2 separate regions of the Homo sapiens genome follow, and region 2 is linked to region 1. Evidence: chromatin contacts called from ENCODE Hi-C or POLR2A ChIA-PET data. All regions are on one chromosome and are shown on one strand. Each heading gives the region's core, a stretch centred on a gene start or an enhancer-like site at or near the end of the contact. The rest is flanking DNA. Distances are from core to core; before and after follow the strand shown.

Evidence for each region. Hi-C counts contacts between places; a loop is a spot of excess contacts on that map. ChIA-PET counts read pairs that join two places held with the same protein, here RNA polymerase II (POLR2A).
Region 2: a loop to region 1 is called in a map of gastrocnemius medialis, with 5 times the contacts of the local background. The contact joins two enhancer-like sites. A Hi-C loop is called at or near these places in 2 of 168 maps with a recorded cell type or tissue (Caco-2 and gastrocnemius medialis). POLR2A ChIA-PET finds 5 or more read pairs at or near these places in 5 of 52 experiments (AG04449, MCF 10A, OCI-LY7 and 2 more).

What each region holds. Positions count from the first base shown.
Region 1 is chr3:189,778,003-189,782,899 of GRCh38, forward strand. All of the region lies in intron 3 of TP63 (tumor protein p63), which reads left to right. Among named protein-coding and RNA genes, the nearest start is that of MIR944, 49 kb to the right of the region's middle. Within about 2 kb of position 2,754, at least 3 of the 41 ENCODE cell types and tissues checked have a DNase peak (open chromatin) inside an H3K27ac peak, as active enhancers do; they include gastrocnemius medialis, where a contact is called at or near this core.
Region 2 is chr3:189,812,555-189,817,122 of GRCh38, forward strand. The region is part of intron 4 of TP63 (tumor protein p63); the gene reads left to right. Among named protein-coding and RNA genes, the nearest start is that of MIR944, 15 kb to the right of the region's middle. Within about 2 kb of position 1,562, at least 2 of the 41 ENCODE cell types and tissues checked have a DNase peak (open chromatin) inside an H3K27ac peak, as active enhancers do; they include gastrocnemius medialis, where a contact is called at or near this core.

The sequences.
Region 1 (4,897 bases), core at 1,504-4,003:
GCGCCATCACATCTGGCTAATTTCTGTATTTCCAGTAGAGGCAGGGTTTCACCATGCTGGTGAACTCCAGCCATGGCTGGTCTCGAACTCCTGGCCTCAAGTGATCTGCCTGCCTTGGCCTCCCAAAGTGCTGGGATTACAGGCATGAGCCACTGCGCCTGGCCGAGTCTTATTCTTCTTTAGGTCTTATTGCAGGATAATGTACAATAAAGCATTCAGTTAGTGTTTGAAAGGAAATGTGTTTGTCTACAGGTGTATGTGGGAGAAATAAAATGGCCTCTAACTGATGGCCTCTAACACACTTCTAGTATTAACATACACTGAATGGGTCTATAGTTTGATGTATCAATAAAATCAAATCAACTAATTTTTAATCAGCTATTATTTACTTTAGCCTTCATTTTTTATTGTCTTGATTCCCTGTAAGAGGATGAAAAACTCAAATGTGACAATCTTTCCTATTATGTGAACCAGTAAACATTTTTGACCTTTTCCATTCTAGAGTCATAATGGAATCGAAAGTAGAACTTGTCTGATGGGTGAGGATTGTGCATGAGTTTTAATTTGCTTAAGTAGTCTTCTAGCTATTGATCATGACCAAGAACTTATTATTGTTGCTAAATAGGAATTGTAAGAATGTGGATATTTTGAGGAATGAGTTAGGAGAAAAGAAGCTGAATATATCTTTTAAAGAGATGCTTAGACTGAAGTATCAGTTCCCTTTTTTGTCCACAATCTTATAGATCTGGTCACACCACTTACGTTGTTATCAACTCGGCCCTTTAACTTTGTAGCTTAAATCCCTTACCCCATAGAGAAACTATCACAAAACCTCGTGAATCAAAGAAATACTTAAAGAAGAGAATGTAAGTAAATGATTAAGATCGGTATAATATTACCATTTCATTCACTTAGCAACCAAGTTACAAATAATTCCTTAGCTTTATTTTTTATTTTGCTGAAGCCAGCTTTCCCATAGCTCGTGTGTGTGTGTGTCTTTATATGACTTATAATGAAGCCTGACTTTGCTATGCATTTCTTTTTGTGATTTAAATACAACACTCATACTGAATCCGTTTGAAGAAATGATTTCATCATTATCAGGAGGCTACAGTCTATAGTTTCCCTTTACTTTTAAGCAACATATATATTAACACTAAAGTAGCTTTCAATCTTTGCTGGAAATTACCTATATTTTTAAAATGCATCACTCCTCGAGTATTTTTTAATCCCTTTGTGACATTATTACAAAATCGTCTAGTTCATGATCAATGCAGATAATGTTTTCTTACAAAATCAAACCAGCAGCCTCCATAGGCCAGAAGATCTGGCTTAACCACCCGGGTCACAGAGGCACACCTACTTGGTTGCACCACTTTTTAATCAACTTGTGAATCAGGCTTGGGAAGGTGGAGTTAAGTTAGTTCATTGTGTCTGTAACAGTAGGAAGCTCAGAAGACCAACATGTAGGGAAAAAAGCTGCAAAGAAAATCCATGGGAGCCATTTGTGTCCACAGGACCTCTCAATTTCCCTTGCAGAGCATGCAAATAAAAAAGGTGATTTGCTCTGATATGGAATTCCTGCACAATGTTCAGGCATGCGTGCAAGACAGTAATCTCTTCTGTGACAGAGTAACCTGTGTAGCACAGGGGAGCATGAAGTTTGGAGCCAGCAAACCTGAGTTCCAAGCTCCAGCCTTAAGTATAGTTTATTGTATGAACTTGAGTATGACGTTTAACCCCTCTAGAGCCTCATTTCCTTATCTGAGAATCAAGGACAATAAGACGCTGCCAACTTCACAGACTTATTATATGGATCAAACCAGAACAGACATCTCCCAAGCAGAATGTGAATGCTTACTCTGCATACTTTCCAAGCTGCAGGAAATATAGAACTAAATTGGGCATCGCCCTTGCTCTCAAGCTTCTATTTCAGTGTGGGATTCATGAAAACATAACTAAAAGGCAATAAGATCAGATCAACAGTAATATAGGTATCCCAAGAATTGAGTAAAATGTTAACGGAGAGAGCAACTGACTGCCTAGAAAAGACAAGAAATTACAAAAAAAAGCAAGAAGACAGATCCTAGCAAGCACAAGCTAAGTACATAGAAGACACTCAACCAGTGTGGAGTAAAATGGAAGTAGCAGTTATGTGGGTGTTAAAGAATGTGTTTGAGTTTGCCTGTTGGAGATAACAGAGGAACTAGGGTCTACAGAGCTGCCAAATTGTGAAATATAAGAGATGTATGCTTTGTAAGCTGCAATGCAGGATACATATCCTTAAGCTCTTATTACCCAGCCCCAAATCACTGTACCCTTCTTTGCCCACCAATAAGACTTTTCCAAAAGAAGTACTCAAGTTAGATCATCCTAGACAGAAATGTAGAATACTTTAAAGCTAGAACTGATCATTAGGTTCTTATCAAAATATTTTCTTGCACTCTTGAAGTTGGATTTGGTTTTTCACTTTGGAAAACAGTTTCCTCCATAGATTACTTATAGGCCCCTATTTCCTAATTCTATGTACACTTCACTCTCTCCTGTACTCAGGGTCACTGGGACAAAAATGACACAAGGAAGGCACTTGTTTTTATGTCTTTATTATTGTTTTGGACCAAGATCTCCTACACCCCACACTTAGAGTGAGTGGAAATTGTTTTCAGAGACAGGTGCTTTTTCTCCCATGGCTTAGTGTCACAGAAGGAAGATGACACCAGCCTGGTGACATTTGTGCCTGGGAGAGCTGCCAGTCCATGCTGCTTCCCCAGTTTTAAGAAACACTATGGTTTGTCATACCTAAATTACTTCCACCTCTCTGCTGGCGGTGACAGTGATGTCAGTTATCCTGGGTCCAGCTAAGGTTTCAGTCTGTGTGTTTTCCGGATCATGTTGATTCTCTTCTTCTTCTTAAAATGCAATTTTTCTCATTTTGTGTTTGTGGTAAGGGCTATTTTCTGCCAAAACAGACATTATCAAAGCAGTTGCATAGTGAGGGACTGGTGTCCTTTATAAGCGTAGAGAAAATCCGAGAACGTCAGGCCCAGAAAGGACTTTAGAAATCCCACAGGATTTGGCCAACTCTTTGTCGTACTTGCAAGAGGCTGAGAAACAGACAGACTAGATAGCTATGTCAAGGCCTTGTAGCAAGTCACAGCATGAGAAAAGTGGAACTTTAAAAAATATAGATAGCTACAGATACCACATTTACATATACCATTTCTGTATACTTAGGATTTAAGGGTAATGTAATCCTGAACAGTGTAGCAGAGAGGATTAGTGAAAACGGGGTTCTTGGAGTGACTTATCCACCCTCGTGGTTCATGATGCAAAGGTGGTGTGCATACTGGATGGGAGATTCACAGGTGGGATTATCCACGGATTCCTGATGTCACAAACCTGTGACTTCTCCTATTTTCTAAAACTGAACTGTGGCTACTAGCGGACACATATGCTATAACTAAAGGTGCAGACCGGCAGCAATTAAAACCAGAGACGGACGCTAGAACTCTCTAAGAGCAAAATGCAATCCCCGCCCCACCTGGAGTTCATCTAGGATTCCAAAGTAAATACACCTCCTTTCTGTTTTGCCTAGGGATTTTTTTTTTTCCTGGAAAGGGTGGAGAAGATTTACGTAAGAAAGCTGAGTTGCCTCAAAATACAGCCTCCAGAAAGAATGAGGCATCTCCTGCCCAACCTATTATTCCTGCTGAGGAGAGAGAAATTGAGGAACTAAAAGTGAAGCCTAAAATTGCCAGGGCTGAAATCTTGGTAGAAATCAACTAGTCTATAAAATTAGCTGCCTCACTGGCCCTTTAGGGTGGAAATACCATAAGGAGCAGACATCTGATGTAAAGTTGAGAGGGAAGTTGTCTGTCTTCATCAATAGTAAATCAAATCTAGGTTAAATAGACAAATGCCATCTCCAAGGAGAGTAGGATCACAATTATATAGGATGCCGAATATATAATGACACTAAATCCAGTTAACAGGTTGAAAACCTGAGGCATGGGCAGGGGAAGTGTCTTGCTTCAAGTAATGTAATGAATTTACTGGCAGATGCAGAACTTAACCCAAAATTCATGACTCTTAGAACAGTGCCCTTTCATGCATGATCCTGAAATGCAAGAGGGGTTTCATTTTTATGGTTTCAAGGTAGAATGAATTATGAAAATCTGGGCTTGTATTATAATATATCCCAGTGTGGAATCAGAAGGAAAAGTGATGTGTTATGCAGTGAACTTGAGTGAATACTTATTCATTATCCATTCAGCAGAAGAGACTAACTCAAAATCAAAGAGGTGAAACCCGAAGCCCAGGTTTCCTGATGTTGATTCCAGAGTTCTTTCCACTATTCCTTGCTGGCAGTTGACTGCGTCTATGACCATTTGCCATGGTGGCAGCTGTATGGAGGATATGGCAGTAAGTAGGGGGGCCAGGGACTGGAATATATAGTTTTAATCCGGCTATTCAAACATAAGACAATACAGTGCTTTAAAAAATAAGAATTTATAGGAGATATTTAGTAGCCATCTTCAGAAATACATATATTGATAAATACAACAATAAAAGATACTGAAATTTATTTGGAATCTATCATAAACTAAATAGTGCCATAGGGCTGATTAGGGAAGTTAAATATTATAATGTAAGGTGATATTTTACCTTTTAGAGATGAAAGTTCAAAGAAACTAAACACATCACTATTCAAACACAATTTAGTTTGATTTAAGACCTTCTCTTTCCAAAGTAGACCAGTCAATGGGAGTACAGATGAATATGTTTATTTTAATGAATAACGTATAATAGCAATAGGAGGAACTTAATTTTGTTGATGAGTTTTTACTCTAAGAAATTTTAAAAAATATTTTAAATAATAGTAGCTGCTAGTGCTTGT
Region 2 (4,568 bases), core at 312-2,811, 33 kb after region 1:
ATTCAGATTTCAACTCGGAAACTTACTAACAGCATATGGGGCTTTCACCAAAAATTCAATCTCTCTAAACCTCACTTTTCTCACCTACAAATGGGAACAAATGGGAACATTAATACTTTCCTTATCATGAGGATTACTTCATGTAAACATACCTATTAGCACCTAGCTACTCATATGCTCCCAAGTGTTTATTGGGTCTGAATTTGAATTTCTTCGGTTCGTGAGTTCATTGTAGTTTTGTTGAGGCTTCGACAAAACTTTAGTACCTTTAGTTGTACTAAAGGTACTCATTTGAGAGAATGAAAAATAAAATTTCAACTAATGTTTTTTCTTAAAGCTTTTGGGCTATTAACATGCATACTTTATAGAGGGACTGTGATACTATCCACTATCCAAATATATGAATAGATGGTATAGGGTGATAACAGCCTCTCCTGCATGCAGACTTCTGCAGGCTGGCTCTGCTGCTTTCCGAAGCCTGCCCAAGCAGATGTAGGCTCTCCTTGCCAGTGCAAGGAGAGGCCCTTTCCAGATTTAAGAACCTGTTGATTTTTGACATTCGTTCCTCATTTTTAATCTGATGCTTCATGATGGGAATGCCTTTTTGTATTCTTTGTGTTAAGGAATAACAGTGGGCCTTACTTATGGCAGACTCAAGATATTAATGTATAATGACAAACTACTGGAAGCAACCTGATCAGTCACCCGTGAAAAACTAGATGGCATGTTATAAGCAATAACCATACGGCCATTAGAAAGAATTCTCTGTACTGATAAGGAAAGCTTTGGGAGTTGCTGGTGAGGGAAAAAGAAAGCTTTCTGTGGCACCTGCTTGAGAATTGAGAGTCCTGGTAAGGAACCCCACTTGTAGGGGCGGTGTTTCTTTGTGCTCCCCTCTAGTGATGAGGCTTCTTGGTGAACATAGTTCAGTCTGTCTTGATTATTGGCCTCACACACCTTTGCCAGTTGGAGAGCTATTTTTCACCGCTCATGACACGAGAGTACTCTCTGTGTGCATACGCCATGAAAATCCTCAGGTTGTTTTTTTTTTTGCATTGTTTTGTTTTTTAAATTGTGTTCAGACTGAAGTAAGGACCCTACCCTTGGGACATAGGATCACTTTTTGCTGTTGTATCTTTCTCCTGTCATTGACCTCAAGGTCTTGTATGGCAGACTCCCTGATCTAGTGCCCAGCACAATGTCCAGCACACAGTAAACCTTTAATAAATGGGAAGGAACTTTTTTTCTCTCATAATTAAAGGAAACAATTGTAGTTCCCAGCAGGAGCCCTCAATTCTGACTCTGATTGTTAACTGCCCGTGAATTTGTTCCCTGTAGCCTTCACCCATGATTTATAGAGAGTGTTCTTCCTTTGCCTTTCTTAACCATGCCAGCTTCGTGTCATGTTCAGAGCTGTGGAGAATTTGACTTGAGCAAGTGGAGAGATTAGGGAGGTGGCGTTTGAAAGGGGAACAGCCAGTTCCCGGGAGAGTTCCATTGATCCCAGCATATGGGTCTTGGTCTCGCAAGCTCACTCCCTTTGGCTCCGCAGGCAGGCTGAGATGCGCGCCTGCGGCCCACCCTCCCTGTCATCAGGTTACCTGTAATGTAAGACTTTTAGAAAAAGGCTGCCAGCTCTGCAGAAATCTAATGCAACCCAGCCAATTGCGTGGCCCTCTGGAATTTAGAGACTCTTAAGAATAGCCCATCAAAGGACAAGATGTACAGACAAACTCTTCGATGGTAAATAGGATTTATCAGTTTTCTTTCACAGTGGAAGCACTTCCCCCATTAAAGTCTGAGTCTCATCTGGGGCTTGATCTAATCTTACAATTCAGTGGCTGTTAGATTTTATTGGTGAGGGGCAGAAGTCAGTAGCTCGTGCCACTGGTACATGTGTTCGTGTTTATCATAACAAGATAATTTTTACTTCTTGCCATAGCTGTTTCATAAATTATGTGAGATGTGTATCAGGTGCCTTTTTGTGCCACTCCCATGATGAAGAAAATAATAGCATTGAGCATATTAATCTGTTATCTAAACTATTTCTTAGTTCACAGAGTATTGAGGAAGAATGTACTAAATAAAGTGCTTAGAGATTTTTGGTGATGGTTCAAGTAACTTACCTCTAGGTTTTGGATTTAAAATGAATATTCATTGTAAGGCATGCTTCCGAAGAGTTGTTCCCTCATCCAGAGCAGAATAACTGAATCAGCGTTCTTGCCTGAGTTTTAGATTGACTCTAGGTTAACGTATTCGTGATGAGCCAGTTTAATCTAATCTAAGGCTTATCAGCCTCCCATACTATTTTGAGTGATTTGTTCACTGCACCGTGGAGTGTCTATTTAACATTAAACTGATCTTGATTTATTGCATGTGAACATTATAAAAACTATTGATTTTAAAAATGAATAATTTAAATAAAGCTTATATTTCTTTTCCTACTACAAAGAGTAACAGCAAAAATCCTCTGCTTTTCCCTTTTCTTCTTTCTCCCTATTCTTCTCCTCTTCCCGCATTTCTTCTCCCCCTTCTTTCTACTCCCTCCTTCTCTTTTTTCCTTCATTTATGTTATTATTGTTAGTTAATTTGGTTTTGTAGGTATCATCAGCTACATGGTATCTTTCTTTATTTTTTTTTACTATAGCTTCACTCTTCTCCATAAATTAATATGGAGAACATGATATATATCAATCACCGTGGAAATTTTTATCAGGATTAAATTATCACAACCTTTTCATGTAACAAATCACTTTGGTGAATAATAATGGGCTGCTTTAGAGGTAGCAAACCCAAATGTCATTGGAGTCAGGGAGGTAGCATAAATGAGCCGAATGATAAGTACAGAAACTGTGGCAAAAGAGCTTATATACTGTATCTACAAGGACATCTGCTTTACAATCCCAGACTGTTGTCACAGGGGAAAGTAGACCTAGTATTAAAATATTTAAAATATTAAATTAATTATCACAATATTAACTCTTAAATATTAATTTTTAAAAGAGTAACTAGAAACCTGGGTTTGCATGTAATATCTTCATATCTTAAAATGATGATACTAATTCAAAAAAAAGTTGTAAAACACTACAGGCCAAACAAAACAGTACACAGGCTGCATGCCATCCTGTGCAAGGTGTTAATGGTAACAAGGGGAGATTACTAAATGTTTAAATAAATTAATTGGAAGTTAGTTATTAAAATAACTAAAATAACTGGAATCAGCATCTAAGAGAAAGGTTACTAGTGGGTATATTTTATTCACAAGTAATAATTCTTTATTCCTTTACAAAGTCATATAGATTAATCTCTTGCTGCATTTAACTAAGCAATACATTATCAGAACATATTTTTCTCAACTTGTTTTCTTACAGCAAATGACCTTTCTGCTTCTCATTTTTATATCATTTTATATTTTAAAAATCTAATGGCATGCAGGATTGGATACTTGGAAGTTTATTGTTTGTTTGTTCCTGTGCTTATCATTAGAGAATTATGGAACTCTGTAACTTAACTCCTTAAAATTGGCCAAAGTTGCACTCAGAAAAGAGCTTTGAGATTTAAAGGGCTTCTAATCAATTTTCTCAGCTTACTAACAGATAGCTTACTTTTAATTGGCACATAGTGTGCCAGAACAAAAATCATCTGATAATTGAAGTATAAAGAGAAAATAATGTCATAAGAACTTTTAATGACTCTGGAAAACTATATCATTAAGCTCAAAAGAGATCCCTTAAAATGAATGCAAACTTAAAATCGGCCCTGAGTGATGTGTACCATTTATTGTGGGATTGTCGCTCTTGGTACATTTCCATACATGAGCTTTGCACATTCTCCTGTTCGCATTCCCCAAATTAGGTTATTTCCATAACGTGACCAAGTCTATGCAATTGTTCCTACCCGCTTTGGTAAAGGGCCGATGTATGTTTCTCATGAAAAGTCCTCAGCAGTTACAGCTGTCATATCGCGAGTAAAACCATATAACTATATATAAAAACCCCCTGGTTTTATATTAGCAGCAATTGGTATGTCTAGTCAGGTCACTGTGACTGAAAGGAGACTTGAGATAATGTAGCTTTCCAACAACTTCCAATTCTTCAAAATTAAAGAAGAGTTTATTGTAGAATAGAAAGATAGAAAGATAATTCTTCAGTTCTTTGAAGCCCTGCAGACATTTTGTAGATATGGAATGGTTTTTAGAATGATGGATCCTGTAATGAGGCACACAGAGGCGTAAAGGTAATGATCTTAGTAGATTTCTCTCTTGTGGTTTTTAGTAATGATCATGACCTTATCATTAAGCCCCCCACGTGAAATTTAAAAGAAAATTTGATAGTAGTCAGAGACCCTAGATCTAATTTATTGTGAGGTAAATTAGGGAGGGATTCTGACTTTACAGATAGAATGAGACTTCTCATTTTAGTCTGAATTTAATAATGAAGATTCATGTGGGGGAAAAAAAAAACCCTACAACTTGCCACCTTGTTATTGTATCAGAAAGGCCTGAAAACAGAGCAGGGACCTTAATTGCTAATTGTGTTAGTACCAACCTTTCAAGTTCATTGATTAAA